3 separate regions of the Homo sapiens genome follow, and regions 2 and 3 are each linked to region 1. Evidence: chromatin loops called from intact Hi-C (ENCODE). Cell type or tissue: PC-3. All regions are shown on one strand. Region 1 has its middle 22 kb from the start of BLACE. Region 2 holds the start of LOC105375587 (a long non-coding RNA gene). Region 3 has its middle 110 kb from the start of INSIG1.

Region 1 (8,000 bases):
CCGAGGCCTCTCTCTGTGGCTTGCAGTCAGATGCCATCTCCCTGGGTCCTCACATGGTCATGCCTCTGTGTGTCTGTGTCCTTATCTCCTCTTCTTCTAAGGACACCAGTCCTATGGGATTAGGGTCCACCCCAGTGAACCCATTTGACCTTAATTTCCTCTTGAATGGCTCTAGCTCCAAATACAGCCACATTCTGTGGCCTCCCCCCGGGGCTTGCAGACAGCTATTTTTACCTTCCCGCAGGGCTCTCCCTGTGGGTGTCTGTGTCCAATGTCCCCCATGTTTAAGGACACCAGTCATACTGGACTAGGGCTCACCCTAACAACTTCATCTTAACTTGATGACCTCTGTAAAGACCCTATCTCCCTATAAGGTCACCTTCTGAGGTCTTAGGGGTTAGGACTTCATCCTTTGGATTTATGGAGACACAATTCAGCCCCTAACATCTTGGAAATTCTAACCCACTTAACCCATTCTCTTCCCTGGAAGTTCAATATTGTTTTGATGTTTATGTGTAACATTGCTTTAAAAACTCTGTCTCTTGATCACAACAAGAAACACCAATGGTCTGCGTGGCTGTGGTTTCCCCGGCTCCCTTGTGTGGCTGTGGGTCCCCAGCTCCCTTGCTCCGAGATGTCTCTGTTTTGCTTTATGCAGTTTCCTTCAAGCCCAGCATTTCGTCCTAGGGGCCTCCCATGGACTGAATGTTGGCGAGGCCCCAAAATTCCCATGCTGGAGCCTCAAACCCCGGTATGGCTGTACGTGAAGTAAGGCAGCCATTAAGGTTACACGAGGCCATAAGGGTGGGCCCTGATCCCACGAGATTAGTGCTCTCATAACAAGGGACACCAGAGAGCTCGCTCATTCTCTCCTCCGATGCTGGCACCAAGAAAGGCCACTGAGGAGGGCAGGGCAAGAAGGTGGCCTTCTGTGAGCCTGGAAGAGGGGCCTCGCGAGAGCCCAGCCATGCTGGCACCCACCCCTCAGGCCTCCAACCTCCAGAGCCTGAGGAATAAGTGTCTGTGGTTCAAGCCACCCAGTCTGCGGTATTTTGTGAGGCAGCGGGAGAAAGCTATGGAGGGCTGTTATTTTGTTCGTATCATCTTTCGTGATGTGAAAGCTCTCTGTACTTTTAAAGTAGTAACCTTGACATTTTTCTAAACCATTCTTTACCATCTGCCTCTTTAATATTTGTTAGCAAGAGCTCCCCAACCCCCACTGCCCAATATAGTTCAAATATCTTCACTTTCCTCTACTTCTTTCTCACTCCCCACTTCCAAATTCCTGGTATGTTGATAGATTTTTGAATCATGCATCACCTCTTTCCACAAACTTTGTGATTCTGCATTCAGTTTACAAGCTTGGTTTTCTGTTGTTCTGTTTTAACTATTTCTACTTTAGTAACCCTACTGATTTCTTTTGTTTAACTCATCTTTGAACACCAATAACTCTGTACGATCTGTCTTGCTTAACCCACTCAGAACATGCACTTCACGCAGCCAGATCACAGCAACTACTGGGGTTTCACCTGGCATAATCCAAGCCTGAGGGGCCACTGTAGCTCTCCCCACTGCGGTCCTAACAGATGGAAGGGGACCTGGTCTCCCTCGTGCGATCTGAACTTGTAGTGTAGGCACCCTGTTAATATCCATGGAGTGATGGTAAACAGAGTCCAAATGCAACAAGAAATCTGCAAGTAACTGTCCTGGAGCCCAGGGAACAGGGCCAATGCCCACACTGCCAGGGGGACGGCTATACTGTACGGCTGAGTGGCTCCTCACCCTGTCCCCATGCCCCTGGGAACCCATCAGAGCATTTCTGTGGATGCCTGTCTTTGTCTCTCTTGACCAGGATATTCAGCCTCGCCTCAGTGGCATTTGAACAGGATAACTGTGTGGGGCTGTCCTGTGCAGGGCTGGGGGCCTCTCTGTGGGGCCATCGTGTGCATGGCGGTGGGCCTGCCTGCATCCCTGGCCTCTGCCCGTTTAGATGCCTGTGGCAGCCCCTCCTGCAACCAAATCAGCTTCAGACACTGCCAGTGGCCCCTGGAGCCAAAGACAGGGATTCAAAGGCAGGCCAAGGCTTGTCACCTGTCTCTGCCCCACACACAGCAGGCGCTTCAACGGCCTCAGCTCGCATTCCAGAAAGATCTGCCCACTGTGAGGCACAGGGCCTTTCTCCCACCTCACCAATGGCAGAAACGCACCTTTAGTGACCTGCGGCCCACCTGGGGATATTACCTGGGCATCGTGCCTCATAAAACCACACCCTAGGCTGGGCGCAGTGGCTCATGCCTGTGATCCCAGCACTTTGGGAGGTCGAGGCAGGTGGATCATGAGGTCAAGAGACTGAGACCATCCTGGCCAACATGGTGAAACCCTGTCTCTACTAAAAATACAAAAAATAGCTGGGCGTGATGGCATGTGCCTGTAGTCCCAGCTACTCGGGAGGCTGAGGCAGGAGAATCGCTTGAACCTGGGAGGTGGAGGTTGCAGGGAGCCAAGATCGCACCACTGCACAACAACCTGGGCGACAGCGCGAGACTGTCTCAAAAAACAAACAAATAAACAACAACAACAACAAAACAATGAAAAAACCCACACCCTACACTGTGGGGCCCTACGGCCGGCCGTGGTGCAGGCAACCTCCCCTTGACACCACTCCTGTTGCTGCGGGGCCTCCCGACCTGGGGCTGGTTCTGCGCTTTCCCTTTTCTGGGGCTTTGCCGGGCGCTTCCTGGGGCCCTCCTGGGACCTCCCTGGGGCTCTCCCGGGACCTTCCTGGGGCCTTCCTGGGGCTCTCTCGGGACCTTCCTGGGGCTTTCTCGGGATCTTCCTCGGGCTCTGCCAGGGTCTTCCTGGGGCCCTCCCGGGACCTCCCTGGGGCTCTCCCGGGGTCTTCCTGGGGGCTCTCCCGGAACCTTCTTGGGGCTCTCCCTGGAGCTTCCTGGGGCTCTCCCGAGTCCTTCCTGGGACCTTTCTGGGGCTCTCCCGTGGCCCTCCCGGGGCTCCCCCGTGGCCCTCCCGGGGCTCCCCTGCGCCCGTGTGTCCTTAGTGGGAGGGCGCTTTCAGCCTCCTCCTCCCACACACCTGTCCCGCCAGCGCAATCCAGGGGCCAGGGCGGCTGCTGAGGCCCCGGCCCGAGGAGGGGCGGTCACCCCGCAGTCGGACGCCGCCGCGCCCCACGCCGCAGGGCAGCGCGCCCCAAAGCTTCCCGCGCGGGGACTGAGTGGCGCCCTGGGCTAGTCCCCGCCCCTTCGCCCCCGCCGCGCCGCACCAGCGCCCCCTGGCGGCCATCCGCGCGCCGCGCGCTCCGACTCCCGCCCACCCTAGAGAGAGCGCGGAGCCCTGCCGGCGACTGACTTCAAGGCACAAGGCAGTGGGAATTTCGTCGCTGAGAAATGCAGCGTGTACGTCGGTTGTCTTTCCTTAAGCTGTATACACACTAGACGGAGCTTTCGGCAATGTATTCACTGAGGTTACAAGAGACAGGGACTTGGGGCTTGTTTTCTAGATTGCTGAAAATGAAGCTTTGAGAGCAGGGATGACACGTAAGTGGCTGAAACGTAAAAAACTGGAAGGTCAAATTACAAATGTAATAGAAATAGCCACCGGGTCCACTCAGTCCCCAGCCGCCTTGCAATCTGCTTTTTTAACTAGCTGCTCTCATCCGATTATAACAACCATCCGCCCCTTCAGTGGTTCCAGGGACTGCAGAGTCACATAAGAGAGCATCGCATAGAGCAAGTAACACATTGAGGGGGCACTCACTAAAGACAGCACCCACATAAAGAGAGCACCTACATACATAGAGCACTCACATAAAGAGGGCGCTCACATAAAGAGAGCACTCACTAGAGCATCTACACAGAGAGCACTCCCATAGAGAGAGCACCCACATACAGCACTCAGTAAAGAGAGCACCCACATACAGAGAGCACCCACATAGAGGGAGCACCCACAGAGAGAGCACTCACATAGAGCACTCACTAAAGAGAGTGCCCACATAGAGAGCACTCCCACAGAGCACCCATATAGAGCATCTGCATAGAGAGAGCACCCACACAGAGGGAGCACCCCCATAGAGACAGCACTCACATAGAGCACCCCCCTAGAGAAAGCACCCCCATAGAGAGAGCACCCTTATAGAGAGAGCACCCTTATAGAGAGAGCACCCCATAGAGAGAGCACCCCTAGAGAGCACCACCATAGAGAAAGCCCCCACACAGAGGGAGCACCCCCATAGAGACAGCACCCCTTAGAGAGAGCACCCCTTAGCGAAAGCACCCACACAGAGGCAGCATCCACACAGAGGGAGCACTCACATAGAGCACCCCCTAAAGAAAGCACCCACATAGAGAGCATCCCTATAGAGAGCACCACCATAGAAAGCCCCCACACAGAGGGAGCACCCCCATAGAGACAGCACCCCTTAGAGAGAGCACCCCTTAGCGAAACCACCCACAGAGGGAGCACGCACACAGAGGGAGCACTCACATAGAGCACCCCCCTAAAGAAAGCACCCCCATAGAGAGCATCCCTATAGAGAGAGCACCACCATAGAGAAAGCCCCCACACAGAGGGAGCACCCCTATAGAGAGAGCATCCCTTAGAGAGAGCACCCATAGAGACAGCACCCACACAGAGGGAGCACCCTATAGACACAGCACTCACACAGAGCACCCACTAGAGAAAATACCCCCATAGAGAGAGCACCCCATAGAGCCCCCACACAGAGGGAGCACCCCCACAGAGAGAGCACCCACACAGAGGGAGCATCCCATAGACAGAGCACTCACATAGCGCACCCCCATAGAGCACCCACACAGAGGGAGCACCCCCATAGAGACAGCACTCACATAGAGCACCTCCATAGAGAGAGCACCCCCATAGACCACTCACATAGAGCACCTAGAGAGAGCACTCACATAGAGAGAGCACTCACACAGAGAGAGCACCCACATAGAAAGAGCACTCACATAGAGCACCCATAGAGAGAGCACTCACAGAGAGAGCACCCACATAGAGAGCACCCACATAGAGAGAGCACCCACAAAAAGAGCACCTACATAGAGAGCACCCACATAGAGAGAGCACCCATATAGAGAGAGCACCCACATAGAGAGAGCACCCAAATAGAGCATCTACATAGAGAGCACTCACATACAGAGAGCACCTACATAGCACTCACATAGAGAGAGCACCTACATAGAGAGAGCACCCACATAGAGAGAGCATCCACAAAGAGAGAGCACCCACATAGAGAGAGCATCTACATAGAGAGAGCACTCACATAGAGAGAGCACCTACATAGAGCACTCACATAGAGAGCACACACAGAGAGCACCCACAGAGTACCCACATAGAGAGAGCACCCATATAGAGCACCTACATAGAGAGAGCACCCACATAGAGAGAGCACTCACAGAGAACACCTACATAGAGCACTCACATAGAGAGAGCACCTACATAAACAGAGCACTCACATAGAGCACTCGCATAGAGCACCTACATAGAGAGAGCACCCACATAGAGAGAACACCCACATAGAGAGAGCACTCAGAGCACCCGCATAGAGAGCACTCCCATAGAGCACCTACATAGAGAGCACTCACATAGAGCACCTAGAGAGAGCACCCACATAGAGCACTCACACAGAGAGAGCACTCAGAGAGAGCACCTACATAGAGCACTCACATAGAGAGAGCACCTACATAGAGAGAGCACCTAGAGAGCACTCACATAGAGCACCTACATAGAGAGAGCACCCACATAGAGCACCCACATAGAGCACCTACATAGAGAAAGCACTCACAGAGAGCACCCACATAGAGAGATCACTCACATAGAGTACCCCAGAGAGCACCTACATAGAGAACACTCACATAGAGAGTGCACCCACATAGAGAGAGCACCCACATAGAGAGAGCACCTACATAGAGAGCACTCACATAGAGAGAGCACCCACATAGAGAGAGCACCCACATAGAGAGAGCACTCACATAGAGCACTCACATAGAGAGAGCACACACATAGAGCACCCACATAGAGAGAGCACCCACATAGAGAGAGCACTCACATAGAGCACCCACATAAAGAGCACCCACAAAAAGAGCACCTACATAGAGAGAGCACCCACATAGAGAGAGCACCCATATAGAGAGAGCACCCACATAGAGAGAGCACCCAAATAGAGCATCTACATAGAGAGCACTCACATACAGAGAGCACCTACATAGCACTCACATAGAGCACCTACATAGAGCACCCACATAGAGAGAGCATCCACATAGAGAGAGCACCCACATAGAGAGAGCATCTACATAGAGAGAGCACGCACATAGAGAGAGCACCTACATAGAGCACTCACATAGAGAGCACACATAGAGAGCACCCACATAGGGTACCCACATAGAGAGAGCACCCATATAGAGCACCTACATAGAGAGAGCACCCACATAGAGAGAGCACTCACATAGAGAACACCTACATAGAGCACTCACATAGATAGAGCACCTACATAAATAGAGCACTCACATAGAGCACTCGCATAGAGCACCTACATACAGAGAGCACCCACATAGAGAGAACACCCACATAGAGAGAGCACTCAGAGCACCCACATAGAGAGCACTCCCATAGAGCACCTACATAGAGAGCACTCACATAGAGCACCTAGAGAGAGCACCCACATAGAGCACTCACATAGAGAGCACCCACATAGAGAGAGCACTCAGAGAGAGCACCTACATAGAGCACTCACATAGAGAGAGCACCTAGAGAGAGCACCTAGAGAGCACTCACATAGAGCACCTAGAGAGAGCACCCACATAGAGCACCCACATAGAGCACCTACATAGAGAAAGCACTCACAGAGAGCACCCACATAGAGAGATCACCCACAGAGTACCCCATAGAGAGAGCACCTACATAGAGAACACTCACATAGAGAGTGCACCCACATAGAGAGTGCACCCACATAGAGAGAGCACCCACATAGAGAGAGCACCTACATAGAGAGCACTCACATAGAGAGAGCACCCACATAGAGAGAGCACCTACATAGAGCACTCATAGAGAGAGCACCCACATAGAGAGAGCACCCACATAGCACCACTGTCAGGGCTGAGTGGTGCAGTTGCAGAGGGAAAGGGCTGCCAGGTATGTCCCACCCTGCTCACTGCCTGCCCCATGCCAGGACCTCTGGCCAGGTGGCCTTACTTGCCTTCAGGTGTCTGGCTGCGAACCCGTCTGTCTGACCTGGTGGAGAATGGGGCCTTCCATTAATCCCCAGATGCTCCTGCCTACTGTCAAAACCTAGGAAGAGAGAGAAGATACTTACCAACAATAATTTGAAGCCAGCAAGGCAAGAAGCTTTGCCCTTGGGGACCAGGTAAAAATTATAACAGATGCTGCAGCCTCTGCCAAAATGAATTTGTAAATGCGTCACTTTGGTAGCAGGCGCAGTAATGAAGAAAAATACACTTTTTTTCATTCGTGGGGGTAAACAGCTGGAAAATAATATTAGTAAGGGGGAAAAACAAAAGAGAAGGCTGGGGAATTCTTCCTGCACAAAAACAACAGGGCCAAAACTCTCGGTGCCTGTGGGAGGAGATGACGACGCTCATTCTTGCCTCGTCCTGCCACCGGGCACCACACTTTGCCCTTTGTAGGCAATGACAGACCTGGGAGGTGGAGAGAGCAGGAGAGCCACGGAGTCTGGAGCCAGCCACCAAAACTGCTGAGAAGCGAAGGAGGGACTCTGGAAGGCAAGGCATGAGTGTCCTTCACACAGCCTGCAGATCTCCTTTCACCACCTCCGTCCTGGAGGCTTCCTCCGCGTCGTCCTGGGGTTCTCCTGCCTTGGAAACCCAGCTGCTCCCCATGCAGCGTAGCCGGCCCCGCCCCCCTCCCGCAGGAAGCTCAGAGAGGGTGCAGAGACCTCGCAAGTGCAGGCTCGGCCATCATCGGAGCTCCACCAGTAGGGTCAAGGAGTACGC
Region 2 (8,000 bases), 93 kb before region 1:
CAGGTCTTCCCACTGCGTGTGTCTGTGTCTAACCTGCCCTTTGCATATTGCACTAAGGTCCACGCATATGACCCCAACTTAACTCAGTCGCCTCTTGGAAGACCCCATCTCCAAATACATTCTGAGGTCCTGGGGATTAGGATTTCCACAGACAGATTTGAGGAGATGCGATTCAGCCCATACCAGGTGTTACATGGTTTTAACCCACCCACAAACCCTGCAAGACCTTCAAGCTTGACTCTCCAGGGGTCGAAGGGGATGCATCTTGCCCTAATTCACTCAGCCAGAAGTGGCCGGGTCACCTCTCATTCCCCAGTGACACGTTTTCCTTCCACGTCCACAGCAGCTGAAATGTCCTGGCAGTAACCTGAAAGACAGTGAGTAAAGGGCCCTGGGAGCCCCGTGGTTCAGTGTCGCCCGGGTGCTGAGGAGAATGTGAGGAAACCCAGGAGAGGTTCCCTCCACTCAGGACGGGTGCAGTAGTGTTGGGCTGTTGTTCTAACACCCAGGGGATAATTGGGCGCTGTTCCAGTCTCTATCCTAAAGAACATGGAAGGAACTCAACCTCAAGATTCAAGATTCCTTAAAGATTCCCCCAGCCACCTCTGGGACAGCAAGGACAGGGAGGGGAAGGGAGGCCCTGCTGTTCCTGGAGGCAGCTGTGTCCCTGCCTTCCCTGGAGTTGCATCAATTTTCCAATAAATTTCCCCTGCTACCAACATGAATTAGGTTGTATTTCTTCTATTTGCACCCAAGAGAGAACAGTCGCTGATGTAGGCTTTTCTCAGGTAACGAAGGTAAGATGACTGTGACATGGTTTCTTTCCATTGCACAGCCACGGCCTGTGTCTTTCAGGGTCTCAAAACCCTCCAGGGAGGGGGTAGCGGCTGGGGCCACCCTTACCCAGCCTTCCAGCTCCTTAGAAGTACAGCAGAGAGGTGGCCAGGTGCGGTGGCTCACACCTGTAATCCCAGCACTTTGGGAGGCCACGGTGGGCAGATCACCTGAGGTCACGAGTTCAAGACCAGCCTGGCCAACATGGTGAAACCCTGTTTTTACTAAAAATACAAAAATTATTCGGGCATGTTGGTGGGTGCCTGTAATCCCAGCTACTTGGGAGGCTGAGGCAGGAGGATCACTTAAGCCCAGGAGGTGGAGGTTGCAGTGAGCCGAGATCCTGCCACTGCACTCCAGGCTGGGTGACACAGCGAGACTCCATCTCAAACAAACAAACAAACAAACAATAAAGAAGTGCAGCATGGAGGTGTCCTGAGTCAGAGACCCCGCAGACCCATCAGTACAGTTTTCTCCAGCAGGAGGAAGGGCTGCCATAAGAGTCGCAACCCCACAATGGAAGGAGCCCCTTACAGGTGGGCGGAATGGGAGCTGTCAGAGCCCAAGGGCTCCTGTCACCAGCTGCTCTCCCCTTGTTCGACCTTTGCCCTGTTTGGGGCTGAATGGTGTCTCCTCCTCTCCACATTCCTATGATGAAGCCCTGGCCTCCAGCACCTCAGAAGGTGACTTTACTTGGAAATAGGGCCATGCAGGTGTAATTAGCTAAGAAGGGTCATCCTGGAGGAATGCATCCCCTAATCTGACTGCTCCTTATGAAAAGAATACCCTGTGGAGAGAAAAGGGTGCATATGGAGGGAAGACCAAGAACAAGACACAGGAAAAAGGCCATCGCTAAGCCAAGGGGCCAAAGATGGTCAGCAGCCCACCAGGGAGAGAGGCCTGGGGCCAATTCCCCCTCACTGCCTCCAAAGGAGTCAACACTGAGGATCTTGACCTGGTCTCGGACTTCCAGCCTCCAGAACTGTGGGGCTGTCCATCCTGTTGTTTAACCTGCTGGTCTGTGGTGCTTTGTGGCTCCCATGACAAGCTCCCAGCATCCTCTCCCTCTCCTGGACTGGGGTTAGGTCTCTTGTTTGCAATCCATCTCTCTCCACCACCTGCCCTGGGGCACTGGAAGGCAGATGGCACAGGATAAATAGGCATGGGAGGGAAGGGGTGGGATGCTAGTGGGAAAGAAAGAATTAGGATGAATCTATACAAGAGGGAAGTCAAAAGGTGGGGACCCAGGCTCAGAGCATCTCAGCAACAGAAGTCACAAAAATATCAAAAGGAGGGTGAAGAAGCTGGGCTTGGTGGCTCACACCTGTAATCCCAGCATTTTTGGAGGCCGAGGCAGGTAGATCACTTGAGGTCAGGCGTTCAAGACCAGCCTGACCAACATGGTGAAACCTACTAAAAATACAAAAATTAGCTGGGCATGGTGGCACAGGCCTGTAGTCCCAGCTACTCAGGAGGCTGAGGCAGAGAATCGCTAGAACCTGGGAGGTGGAGGCTGAGGTGAGCCGAGATCATGACACTGCACTCCAGCCCACGTGACAGAGTGAGACTCCATCTCAAAAAAAACAAAAACAAAACAAACAAAAGAAAGGTGAAGAGACTCCAGAAGGCAGGTGGCTTAGCAAACTCTCAGCTGCCGGTCTTGTGCCTCTCCGTTCCATGGCCTCAGGGTGGGGCAGAGGTAAATTGCAATCCCTGGACAGGCTTGGATCCACAGTCGACCCAACGTGAACACAGGCTGCGATTCCATGGTCTCTGGTGACCACATGTCCTCCTGGTCCCCTCCCTGATGGAGCACCTTGTATCCTACCTCCACTGCCCACTCGCTCTCTCAGGTCCAGCCAAGTCCTCTGACAGAGGTAGTGTGACCTAGGGAGTCTCCGGAATGGCACAATCTCTCCCAGGGGGTGTTCCCATGGTGCACAGGGCAAGGTTATCCAAGTTCCAAGAAAACATTCTGTTTGTGGACCTGACTTACCGGAGCACATGAGTGAAAGCAGATAGGAATAAGCAGATCACGGCTCAGCTCCGGGTGCGGGGTGGAAATCAGGGTTAACCAGAGGGCAATGGGAGAAAATGATGTGGGGCACTCATTTAAATTATCTGCAGGACTCTGTATCATGAAGATAAACTTATTGCAGCCCTAGCTCATGTTTCCAGAGCAGAGTCCTGAGGAGAAGGAGCACTTACCAAGGACGAATGGGTCACTGCGTGGTCTGCAAATAGCATCTGGAAAACAAGAAGCTGGGACCTTGGAAACAGCAAGAGTCAGAGTTGGTCGGGGAGCTTGCCCTGGACACAGTGGGCTTCAGTCTAGAAGACACCGAAAGACAGAGCGAACTCCCTCCTCCTACAAACTGTTCACACAGTGGGAAGGAGGACGGGGTTTAGCAACACGCTGTCTCAAAAATGTGCACTGTCAGGCAAATATGTGCTTGTAACACCAGCCCTGGAGAGGAAAGTCTCTCTGGGCTTCGGTCCCTAACCTTTACCCTAAACATTAATATATCAATCGGCAGCGGCCCTGGAGAAGTTGCTGATGGCATCAGAGAATGAGGGCATTCACTAAGCTGTCACAGCAGACCCAGATGCAGTGGCGGAATTAATTTTTCCTTCATTAATCATATCCTAATTTGCATGATTAATATGTCATAGTTGATGAACACGGGCGGATACAAATAAAATCACTGAACAAAAATGCCACCTGCTGAGCAAAAAGAATAAGACAAACAAGTGAGTTGGCACAGCTAAATGAGCAGGAGTCACTTTATTTCCCAAAAACAATATTCCAAAAGCTTGAAACAATGCCACTATTGGGGCCGCTTGCCGAGGACTGTGGAGACAGACATTCCCAGAGTTTTCCACGGTGGGATGAGCTCCAGGGTACACACAACTGTCACAGCTTGCCATTGGACAATTCTAAAAACTCACCTTTCGAACCTCGCCTGTTTCCCAAGCGGAACCCAGGCCAAGGGGCGGGATGTTCCAGGACAAAGTGGTGCCACCTCGTCAGCCCAGGCCCACTTCCTCCAGCTACGAACCTCAGCCATTTCTGGCCAGCGGCTCTGGGGCAGAAACTGGGGCAGGGCATTGCCAAGGACACAAGCAAGGGGAGCGGAGGAGGAGAGGAAGCAGGGAGCGACCGTGGAATGGCCTCGGACCTGGGGCAGAGCCTTCGGGATGCTGGAAGCTGCTCAGGGGCCGTGGCTGAGGCCCAGGCAGCCACCAGGGGGGACTCCGACTGGGGTCCAGGGGCAGGCAATGCCCAGCCTCCCTGGAGCGTGGGTTTCCTTCAAGGCCACGTGGCAGAAGCAGCCACAGGAGAAGCAGCGCAGTTTTCCGCAGCGGTGGGAATGTCCTAGACCTGGCACATCCCGACAGTAGTCACTGGCACACGTGGCAGTGGAACACATGAATGTGGCCAGGGCGGCTGAGAAGCAGACATTTTCATTTCATTTTAATTAATTTAAATTGAAAAACCCACGTAGGGCTAGTGGTCCCTGGCGGGCAGCTGAAGGGAGTGTGGGGACCACAGCACTTCCCTGGCTGTGGGACCTGGAGAGGTATTCCTCCTTTGCAGCTCCGTCCTCCTCTGAGGCTGAGGGGTTGGATGGGGGCATCCCTGGAGCCCCCAGTCTGCACTTCCTGACTGGAGTGTGGAAGGCGCCTGCTCTGTTTGTTTCCACTATCCTTCCACAACCTTCACTGTCTCCCTCCCCTCTGCTTACCGAAAACTGCCTCCTGCCAGACTAAGTTCCTGGCCCCTCACTTTCCAGCCGCATCCCCCACGTCTCTACCACGTGAACAGACCCTCAGCCCTCAAACACACCTGTGCCTCCCACACCACCCCGTACCTTGTCTGTGCCATTCCCCATGGCTCTTCCCCACCCACTCAATACTGATGGAGACCCACCTCAAGCCTGATGTTCTGGAAGCTTCCCAGAGCTCCATGGCCCACAGGCTTCTCACTCCCCCACCATTTAGAAGGAACCCAGCCTCTGGCTGTGGTAGCTTGCAGGGCAGTCCTCTTTATCTCACTGTTACTTGATAGCAACAATGTTGCAATGTCTTGGAAACTGTGTAACAACCTGGCAAGGCTGAGCACACCTGCCCACAGAGCGGGGAGGTGCGCAGCCTGTCCTCAACGCCAACTAGCAGGGCGGCCTGAGGAGGTGACTGCATCTCCTCATGGTCTCCTCACCGGAAACATGAGGATCATGCTGCTTCCTTTTGGGGTTCATGTAAGAGCCAGGCGCTCACCTGTGCCAAACGCCCTGCCCGCCCTGGCCTGGGTTCAGGGTTTTCAATCCATGCTGTGCTCCCTAAAAGACAGGCCACTCCTCTGCTCTCCAGCACCTGAGGAAACGTTGTTGCTGGTTGCAGGATTCCTTAGTCTAATCCTAACACCTCAGTGGCTTCATCCTGGCCTCATGCATTGTGCTGGAGCCTGGTTTCTGGTGCAGGAAAGTTGTAAGAATGCGTTCCCTGCCATCTCGTTTCTATTTTGAACTATCTGGCCCAAACCCTTTTCTTTAGTTTTCTCCTCTTCCCTTGGGGAAAAAGAAAAGGAGAAAAAAGGAAAGAAAAGGACAAAAAAGAAATGGAGAAGAGAAGCAAGACAGAGGCTGCTCTGAAATGGTTTCTGCACCTTCTCCAATACAAAGGGCAGTAAGATTGAGTAGGATGAGACAGCTATGACTTCCTATTCCCTTTTCCCAGCCCCCAGGCTAAAAAATATGGTGGGTCTGAGGTTCTACTCCCCAACCCCGGCCAACGCTCAAGCCTAGACAAGAGTTGGATGCTCCACGGGAGTAACGTGAGACCCAGGAAGGCCACGTCTCATTTTAACTTCCTCTCCTCTATTCCATACCACAATCTCCGGGGAGCTTCAATGGATGGAGAAAGTTCTATGCCTGCAAGAACTGAATTTACCATCAGTGCCTTCATATTTGTGATAACCTTGTTTTCCCGTTCCTTCAGGGATGCTGCGCTGAGTGAAGATCTTCATGAATACCGTGTGTGAGGCAAGTAAAAGCGGCTCCTTGTGGCTCATTCGCTGCATAAGGTCCCATTCAGAGACTCAAATCCAGAAACTAAACATCATTGAAAAGGAATCCTAACCTCTGGTGCTCCTAACCAGGAGCCGCATTTCTCTAGGACCTCTGCCTTGGCCTTTCCAGCGCCCTGTGCCCACAGCGGCCCTGCTTGAGCCAGTCATAAGCAAGGCCCCCAGCTCCTCCCCAGCCCCGTCCCTCTGGGCTCTTCTATTTCCCCGCCCAGAGGAAAACATTCCCAGCTATACAGAAGCAGATGGGATGGGGGTTACCAGGGAGGCTCCAGAGAAATGGGGAGATGCAGGTCAAGGGGAGAGAGTCGCAGTGAGGTAGGAGGAATCAGTCCAGAGGCTGGCTCGCAGGAAGATCGCAGTTCACAGCACTGCAGCACACCCCGGGACTTCACCAGGAGAGTAGATTTTAGACTCTCTTACCACCAAAATGATGAAGAAAAAGAAGAAGAAGAGGAAGAGGAAGAGGAAGAAGAAGAAGAAGAAGAAGAAGGGGAAAGGGGAAGGGGAAGGGGGAGAGGGAGGGGGAGGGGAAGAAGAAGGGGAAGAGGAGGAAGAAGAGGAAGAAGAGGAGGAGGAGGAGGAGGAGGACCGGGCGGTGATGGATTTGAGAACTTGCCTGACTGTCTTAATCACCATGTCTATGGATATCAACACAGCAGGTCATAAATGTTAAAAATCACGTCCACCCTTAAACATATGCATTTCTTAAAAAGGAAATGCGTCACCAGCCACATGTGTGAGTCGAAATTATCTCATAGACACATTTGTAAAAAGTAAAAGAAGGATGAAACTTAATATTATGCTTTAACCGAGTACATCCAAAATATCAATGAATTACTTATAAGATACATTACTTTTTTTTTCTAAGCAGCCTTCGAAACGCCGTGTGCCTCTTCCACTTGACAGCATGTCTCCATTTGGACTGGCCACATTCTCAAAAGCCGCAAGTGGCTGAGGACTGCCACGGAGGCCACACAGCTCCAGTCCATTCTACTGGTTGTTATGAGTTCAGTGTTAGTGCCGCCCCCACCCCCCAAAATTTGCATGTTGAAGTCCTAACCCCCAGTGTGATGGGCTTGGACATGGGGACGTCAGGAGATAATCAGGGTTCGGTGCAATCCTGGTGATACAACCCTCGTGCTGGGACGAGTGCCCTCATGAGAAGAGGCCAGAGGACTTGCTCTCCTGCCACGTAAGGACACAGTGAGAGGGTGGCCGTCTGCAGCCCAGGAAGACCCTGACCTGCTGGCACCCCGATCTCAGACTCCCAGCCTCCAGAACTGGGGGACATGACTGTCTGTTGTGGAAACTCCCAGTCTGTGGTATTTTGCCACGGCAGCCTGAGCTAAGACACTGGCTTTGCATGGCGAGAGCCTGCAGATGATCCAGCAAAAACAAACTGTCCCTAGCAGGCCTGGGGCAAGGGGGAGGACCGAGCAGACCCCATATCCAGCATCACAGGGTTCGTGAGTGAGCTGTTATGCTTGGTGTTGTGTGCAGAGATTAAATGTCCACAGTCTCTGAGTTCACGAGGCTTATCATGTCATGAGGGACAAGACGATAACTCCGGTTTATGCCTGCGTTACTACTTTACCCACTTTCTGTGCGCATGGAAAATGACAGGAGAGCACAGAAAAGCACCCGTGTAGCCCAGAGATGGACACAAGTGCTAAGGAATCCAGATGGAAATGGAATGACTTCGGAGTAGGGTAGAAAGAACCTACTGCTACTATTATCTACTCTTGAAAACCTAAAAGGTTCGGGGGTTTTTTTTGAAAGGCCTCTCCCAGCACAGATAGGAATTGTGTCCATAGTCAAGGGTCACTCCAGCTTCTGATGCTGCAGCTAATATGATTGGACTTTTGCCCAGATTGTTTCGAATTGCCCCTGGGCCACATATTAATTTGTTTCAGATGCTACCTTTTCCCACTGTTAGACATAAAAGAATCAAAGTGAAAAAACAAAGATGCAAAGCCCTGGGATTGTTAAAAAGTTAATTGCTCAGTGTTGGCCTAAATGACAGAAAAGTCCCCAACTTCCTCAAGGTCAGAATTTTACGTGTAAAAAAGGAAACCTTGAG
Region 3 (8,000 bases), 150 kb before region 1:
AGCTGCTGCCTCTCCACGCCAATGCCAGCAGCTCTCCTTGTCTGAGGAGGGATGATCTGGCTGGAGATCCCCACGACTTTGGATGGGAGGAACTGTCCTCAGCACCGAAGAGGCACCTGTTCAGTTCAGAGCACAAAGTGGGAGGTTGCAAAAGAGCATTAGCCGTACTCGCCCAGGAGGTCTGAGTGCTGCGCTAAGTGGCCCATGGGAACCTGAGTTCCGTGGGGTTGACCATGCCTGGGGAACTGAGGCTAGGAGGGGCCCCAGTGCCACTGAAAGAAGGGGGCATCCATTTCCTGGCATCTTGGGGAGCCTGAGGGTGACCACAGGGCCAACCCCACTTCCCTGCTGTGCCCTCTGCTTTGGGGGTGCTGTGTAATCTGGGGCTGAGGAAATGTATGGGCCCAAAGGAAGGGCACCAATGTGTCCAGACCACCCCCACACAGCTGCTCAGCCCATGCGTCAGGCCAGGTGCAGAGGACGTGGCTTGGCCTCCAGAAGGTCTGATGGGACCTTTCTCTCATGTGTGCTCCCACACTGGGTGTCCCTGTTGGGGAAACCCAGGCACTCACCCCACAGCCCCCACCATGAGAGAGAGAGAGAGGGCCCTTCTCTATGTGGCGTCTGATCTGCAGGCTCCCTCCTGAAGTCTCTCCAGAGGAGAGCTCTGATGTAGGGATGTCTGCGTTGGGTCTATGTCAATCCATAGTGGATTTTTTTTTTTTTTTTGAGACGGAGTCTCACTTTGTTGCCCAGGCTGGAGTGCAGTGGCCTGATCTCAGCTGACTGCAACCTCCGCCTCCCAGGTTCAAGCGATTCTCCTGCCTAAGCCTCCCGAGCAGCTGGGATTATAGGCGAGCACCACTACGCCCAGCTAATTTTTATATTTTTAGTAGAAATGGGGTTTCACCATGTTGGCCAGGCTGGTCTCGAACTCCTGACCTCGTGATCCACCCGCCTCAGCTTCCCAAAGTGCTGGGATTACAGGCATGAGCCACCATGCCCAGCCCATAGTGGATATTTAGGGCAATGCTGCTGCCAGCCTCAAACGACAGGATGTGGTCAGATGAAGTTTGTATTTGCCTTCTTAATGAACAGTCAGTTACTTAGACACTTTTCTAAGACAAAGAGAAATGTGACTTTGGGTTTATGACTCATGTCTCTGAAAAGGATAAAATGGTCATACATAAATGAAATCAATACCTGTACCCCACCTCCACACACCCTTTTTCCTCTCTAACCTCTCCCCAACCCTGAAGACATTAGATATTCAATTCTTGTTATTTCCAAGTTCCAATCCCAGCTGCCCTAGACAACTTTCTGATGCTGACTTGGATCTGCCTGTAGGGAGTATTGCTTTGTGGAAGGGACTTTGAGTTTTGTGGTCCCCATACAGTCAATTCCCATGTTAGCCTAAGACAGCCAATGGCATTTGGTCTTCTGTGCCCATCTTGCGTGCTTGGCTAATGTGAGTTGTGTCTCAGAGACACAGCGACCCACCAGCCTTGACATAAATACATTTTATGCAGGCTCCAGGCCTGGCCTGACTGGGGCTGCTCCCCGAGGCAGTGAAGGGCTCCCCAAGATCTCCTCACAGGCTTTTCGCTGTCCTGACAGCACTGCACTGCAGCCTGCAGCAGGAGTCGTGTTGCCACACAAGTTGTGAAGGTGCATTCAGTGTCATTCTAATTGCCCAGCTGCAATGTGGAGAGGCTGCATTAAGGTAAAGACCCCGAATTGCATTAGGCTGCTGGGAATGGGACTTGATCTCTAGGAAAGTGGTTCTCAACCTCGAACATGCGTCAGAGCCGTGGACACTGACGGCTGGGCTGCCCCAAGGTTCTGACTCAGTAATTCTGGGCTGGGGCTTGAAATTTTGCATTTCCAACAAGTCCTGCCCTAACTGTTCTAGGGATAATCCAGGGTTGATATTGGATAATCCAGGGTTGATATTGCATCATCAAGGAATTTGTTTCATTGCAAGGCCAGTAAGTATCACCAGTTTGTAAGCAGCTTACTATTTCTGTATCATCTCGTATTTCAGGCATGAGAGCGGAGGCGCCTCTGCCTGGTGAGCTGAACAAAAGTGGATCCACTTCTATCTGGACAAAGGCCCACTGCCAGCTTCACCTTCAGATTTTACACATCCTCTTCCTCAACTTTAGAGTGACAACAAATGTAGTTCACACATATGAACCAGTGAGTGAACGTGTGCAATGAAAATGCGCTTACATTTAAAAATCAAATTGCAGCAGGCCTTTCTGAGCTGGGCAGACCCTGTGCTGGGTCTACGACAGCACATCCCCCTCAGACGTGGCCCGCACGCCGCACATAGCCCAGCGAGGGGCGTTCTGCAGAAACGTCAGCGAGCTCATGGCTAACGTGCTCAGAATAGACACTGCCAGCTAACTTCCAGTCACCTGGCTATGACACACTCAAGCCTGTGAGAGTGAACCGGGTTTGTAAAAACCAGGACTAGTCAAAGCCCATTATTAAGTTTTACACTTTGCTCCCTGGCCTAAGGGAGTAGAAATCCAAGCTTGAAGGGAAAGGAGGGGTCTGATTTGGTGAACAGAGATATGAGGCTGAGGCTTCTGAGCACGTGGGTTTGGGGTAGGGGTAGGGGCGTGGGGGTACTGAAGATCAAGAAGAGGCTGAGGACACTCAAGGGAGAAACCCGGGCTCTAGAGCCAGCCCCCGTGGGACAGGCCCTGGCTCTGTGTGATCTTGGGCAAGTCTTAGCCTTTCTGTGCCTCAGTTGCTTACTGTAGAATGCGGTAACTACTGCTGTTATGGGCAGGGTTATGTCCCCCCAAATTTATAGTTGAAGCTCTAACCCCCCAGTGTCACTATACCTGGAGATGGGGACTCTAAGGAGGTGATTAAGGTTAAATGAGGTCAGAAGGGTGGGACCCTAACCCAATAAGACTGTGGCCCTAGAAGAAGATGAGAAGCTCTCTCTGTCTGTCTCTCTGTTTCTCTCTCTGTCTCTCTTTCTCTCTCTGTGATATAAAGGTGGCCATTGGAAAACCAGGAAGAGAGGCCTCAGGAGAAACTAACCCTGTTGATCTTGGATTTGGACTTGGACTTGATCTCAGACTTCCAGGGTCCAGAACTGTGAAGAAATAAATGATTGTTAAAGCCACCTCGTCTGTGACAATCACCCCCCCCCCCCCCCGCAGCGATTTGGTGAACTGGAACTGAACATACACAACACCCCTTCTTCTTCCAACTCTCCTTCTCTGTGCATTCTTTCACTCCCACCCGACTCCCACCCCCAAATCTTCATAGAAACATCTGGAGAATGTGCTCAAATCTCAAACCCCGGGGCGGGACCCTGCACTACCAAGCGCGGCCACTGAGCGGCACTCACACCCGGCGGCGCGCGCTGGTTCTCCCGCTCCGGCCGCGGGACTGGTGCGCACCTGGGACGCGGCCAGAGAGGCTGAACCCCTAACGTTTTATTCTGATGAATTTAGATTGAAAGATGGAAGCTATGTACGTTATTTTTCCTTTAAATGGACCTTCATGGTTCCACTAGGGCGACATGTTGCTGCAATGGCTAATCATTCAGCCTCCGAAGGAGACGTGCGGCGACTGAAACGCACGCCAGATTTTGAAGACCGTAGGAAAAAAAAAAAAGCGAGCCAGTCATTGAGACTTTTTAAATTGATTACATGTGGAAATGCTAATGTTCCAGCGGGACTGGATTAAACAGGACATTATTAACATGCATTCCACCTGTTTCTGGTTACTTTTTAAATTTGGCTAAATGGGCATTTTACATTACAGGTGTGTGGGGGTGGGGGCTGACCTGTGGCCTCGGCTTCTGGCCCTGGGCCTTCCCTTCCTCCCACTTGCCACGGGGGCCGGGTCCGGGAGCAGAGCTCTGCAGTTAGGGCTGCTGAGAGGCGCAGGTGCAGAGGACGGGTGGGTGCCCAGGCCCAGGGCACAGGGTCAGGGGTCGGAAACCTGCCAGTCTTTAAAACTACATTTCACAGAGGATCCATCCCGGCCGTCTATACATAGGGTGGGTCCTCCGTCAATCCATCCAGCACCCACTGAGTTCACCCCATCTATCCTATGTATAAGAAAATCGCGGACCGATCACGGGGGCTCATGTCTGTAATCCCAGCACTTTGGGAGGCTAAGGCAGGTGGATCACCTGAGGTCTGAAGTTCCAGACCAGCCTGGACAACATGGTGATACCCCGTCTGTACTAAAAACACCAAACTTAGCCCTGCGTGATGGTGCATGCCTGTAATCCCAGCTATTCAGGAGGCTGAGGCAGGAAAATCACTTGAACCCAGGAGACAGAGGTTGCAGTGAGCAGAGATCACGCCACCGCACTCCAGCCTGGGTGACAGAGCGAGACTCCATCTCAGAAAAAAAAAAAAGTGAAAAAGAAAAAAAAGAAAATCACCCAGTGCTTGGCAGTCACCATACAGCCAAGACCCACCCATCATTCAAGTCCACCCCAGGCTGGCTTCATTATTTTTGGGGAGGACTGGACCTTCATTTGACTTGCTATTTACCATTGATTAGGGCCTAGACTTTGTGAAGTTACATGTTAATTTGTAGATATTTTGTCAGTAGAGATGCAAATGATTTCAGTCTGGTGGAGAATGAAATCACTGAAACTACTGGCCCCCAAGGCCGTGGTTTTAGTTTGCGGTAGGATATTGATCACTTTGGCCTCTAACTTAGCAGACTTCCTTTACAGGGGCTGTGTTGGCTGATGAAACAAAACTCTGTCAGCCACTCTTTGAACCAGTTGTACAATTTTGCCCTTTCCCAGTCTGGGCTAAGCAAATCTCTGATGTGTTCATTCCAGATTTGTATGAGAGTCTTATATTTAACTGTTAAGTTTATAAGGTTTACTCAAGTAGTTAACTGAATCAGGAGAGAAATTTGAGATGAGGTTGAGGTTAACCCCTGGGGAAATGATGTCCACAGCATCACAGGGAATGGTTACCCTAAGCCGGGGCATGCACGTGGGGAGGGAGGAAAACTGGAAAGACTCTTTCATCCAGAAAGATGAAGGCTGAGAGGGGAGGCAGGTGGCATTTGTGATTCCATAGACAGCGTCAAAGAGAGGAACCTAAGCTTGTTGCCAAACCTGAGAAGTAGAAACCTCTTTCAGGTGAAAAGAGGCTGTGTGAGAGGAGAAAGGAAGGGAGTCTCTGCTTCAATGGTGTCAGAAGTGGAGGAATCTTTGACAGATGCTGGAGTCAGTCTGTGTCCCGTGTCTTTGAGGAACTAGCCCCGTGAGACACAGCCCCTGACCTCAGGGAGCAAGCAATCTAGCGGTGTCCACAAAAGCAACACCTGAAGATTAAATAATACAAAATACATTTCAGGAAATACGTAGAACATTTCAAGCCACTGGTGCAGACAGTGGGAGCTCAGAAATCAGAGGAGGAGGTGCCAGTGGGACTGGGGTCTGTTATGTTGTACAGCAAAACGCAATGAAGTTAAGGACCTCGAGAGGAGTTGCTGATCCTGGGCTATCCAATGGAGTCCTAGGTACAGTCACATGTGTCCCCATAAGATGGGCAGAGGGAAATCAGAAGCACCACAGAGGACAGACAAGGGTCTTGAAGACAGAGGCAGAGACTGGGGGATGCAGCCACAAACCAAGGAATCTCAGCAGCCACCAGGAGACAAAGATAGATTCTCTCCAGGGCCTCTGGAGGGAGTGGGACCTGCTGGCACCTTGATTCCAGACCTCGGGACTGCAGAGCAGCAAGAGGAGACATTTCTGTTATTCTCAGCCACCTGGTTTGTGGTGATTTGTTACAGCCACCCCAGGACGCGAATACCTTCCCTCACATGCCTAAGCTGAGACGGTTGGAACCACAGGGCAACTGGACACACACCCCGACTCTCTGCGCTGCACTTGGGCTGCCTCCCAGCATGGCAGTCCCAATGGTCAGACTTCACAAAGGTGCTAGCCTCCAAGAGGACAGTTCCCAGGATGGGGAAGCAAGAGCCCCAGGCATTTGAAGAGGAAGTTACCCAGCCTCATCCCTCCCACCCCTGAGCAAGCTTCAGGGCCAGCCCGGCACTAGCGGAGGGGAAGGAGCCCATTCTCCCCATGAGAAGACTACAAAGCACCCACCCAGATGGGGTATGTGGGGCTGCTCCTCTGAGCACTGACCCCCGGCTTCCAACCGCAGACCATCCTCAGAGCTCAGCGGGTCCCTTCTCCACATCCTCAACCCTACAGCCTAGAGTTTTCAGTGCCCAGGACCCTTTCAGAACAGGAATGTGTGGAACAAGCTCTAAATCTAGAGTGTAACTTAACACATACATAAAATTGCTTTCTTTCAGGTTTATTTTTAAGAAGCAAATGTTATTAATTTCCGGAGAAGGAAATGAAAGAAGATGCTGCAATGATAGTGTCTGCAGAACAGCTTCAAAATCACACAAAGAGACAGACTCATGAAGGTGATATTGCAAAACCAGCATGGCATGGGGGCAGACACTGTGCTGTGGAGGGGACAGTGTGGAAGCCACATTCCCTGTTTCCTTCTATCCTCCTCCCACTCTCTTGAGTTGAATCACCCTCTAGTGGGGCCTGGGCCTGCTTGTTCACCCAACGTCTGATGCACAGTTCATTGTTACTCCTTCTTTTAACTGCATCATCCTTTACTTATAAAGAATTTGGAGAGGCAAATAAGGTCGTATTAAAACCAGTTGGAGCATGATATATAATGCATGGTATAGCCAACAAGCAACAGTGAATCCTTTGAACACACTTTCTCCAGTGTGCATCTGGTAAGGAGGCTAAGTTCTTAGTGGGATAGCGCTATTATTAATCAGAAAGTTTGAAGGTGCTTTTTGAGAATTAACCCCAGAGCTACAGAGTTATGCATCATTATCAGTATACCAGCCTATACTTTGTTCAGTGCTTTACAATTTAATAAGTGCCTGATTTCTTTCTCAGCACTATGTGAGGAAGGTGTTACCATTGGTTAAGGATGCAACAGCCAAGGTTGAAGGAGACTAACTGCTTCGCCGTCTGCTTATTCTCAGCTGTAAACAGCTTGCAGGAGGACAATCTGCATTGTTCGCAGAGAAGCAAATATGACCCAGAGGTCAGAGTCGCAAGAGCCCAGCAATTTGTCTTTGCTCCTTAATCCACTCTGTGCCATCCAGGGAGAGATAGTAACACTGATTTCTGAATAGTGCTTTGTGTGTTACACAGTGGCTTCATATCCAGCGCCTCCCCCACCTCCTCCGCCCTCACTAGGGGTGGATTGCCCCTGAGCAGGGTCTGAGGGGCAATGGATCGGGGTGCTGCAGGGGCTGAAAGCTGCAACTTTGCAGGATGTTTGTGTAGTCATGACAGCCTCGCGGAAAGCCTTGGGAGCATGGGGCGTCCTAATCATCCTGACAACTCCGGGTGGAGGGTACACCGCCGTGCTCCATGCCATCGGGACAGAGCTGGGATATGCAGGCCATGGCGAACAAGCACACAGCACAAACCTGTGCCGCACTGTCCAGGTCAGTGCTTCTCATCCAGAGAGGCTTCATCCCCCTGGACAAGCTTGGCCATGTCTGGGGACAGTTTGGATTGTCCCAGCTGGGGAGGGGTGTGGAGGGTGCTGCTGGCATCAGTGAATGAACGGAGACCGGGGATGTTACTAAACATCCTACAAGGCACAGGGCAGCCCCTGCCACAGAGAATCACCAGGCCCAAAGTGTCAATGAGGCAGAGGTTGAGGAAGCCTGGCATAGGGGTTTTACCTGTTATGAACATGTTAATCCACCGGCTGATGTGAAACAGATGCCAGGATCAGTCCCCACTTTGCAATTGAAAACAGAAAAAGCAGGGGTCTCAGTCCTTGTATGAAACAAGGTAGTTTTTCAGCCAAACAAAAAACATTAAATGAAATAAAGTCAAGGTACTTTGAATCATTTTGCCTCATAATTTATAAAAAAAATTAGCAGTAATGAATATCAACAGACTAAGTATTGTAAAAGAGGCTTTCAAA

The links. Hi-C counts contacts between places; a loop is a spot of excess contacts. Peaks named below come from ENCODE experiments on the same cell type or tissue, not always from the same donor. Only the 100,000 strongest peaks of a DNase experiment are listed, where the experiment ranks them.
Region 2: a loop joins it to region 1, with 8 times the contacts of the local background. A loop is called at or near these places in 5 of 110 quality-filtered maps.
Region 3: it touches region 1 in a loop (17-fold over the local background); 107 of 110 quality-filtered maps call a loop at or near these places.

Annotation. Positions count from the first base shown.
Region 1 is chr7:155,341,768-155,349,767 of GRCh38, forward strand. No RefSeq gene overlaps it. Among named protein-coding and RNA genes, the nearest start is that of BLACE, 22 kb to the right of the region's middle. RefSeq lists a silencer at 2,979-3,368 and an enhancer at 7,354-8,000. In PC-3, a CTCF peak has its summit at 3,329 (motif pointing left); a DNase peak (open chromatin) is centred at 3,354; H3K4me3 peaks cover 871 bases.
Region 2 is chr7:155,249,251-155,257,250 of GRCh38, forward strand. It overlaps LOC105375587 (a long non-coding RNA gene), which reads right to left and starts at 4,856. Exons shown (of 5, transcript XR_001745437.2): 1 at 4,766-4,856; 2 at 2,663-4,282. In PC-3, a CTCF peak has its summit at 3,558; no DNase peak of the experiment used is centred here.
Region 3 is chr7:155,187,412-155,195,411 of GRCh38, forward strand. No RefSeq gene overlaps it. Among named protein-coding and RNA genes, the nearest start is that of INSIG1, 110 kb to the right of the region's middle. In PC-3, a CTCF peak has its summit at 3,384; no DNase peak of the experiment used is centred here; H3K4me3 peaks cover 348 bases; H3K27ac peaks cover 1,640 bases.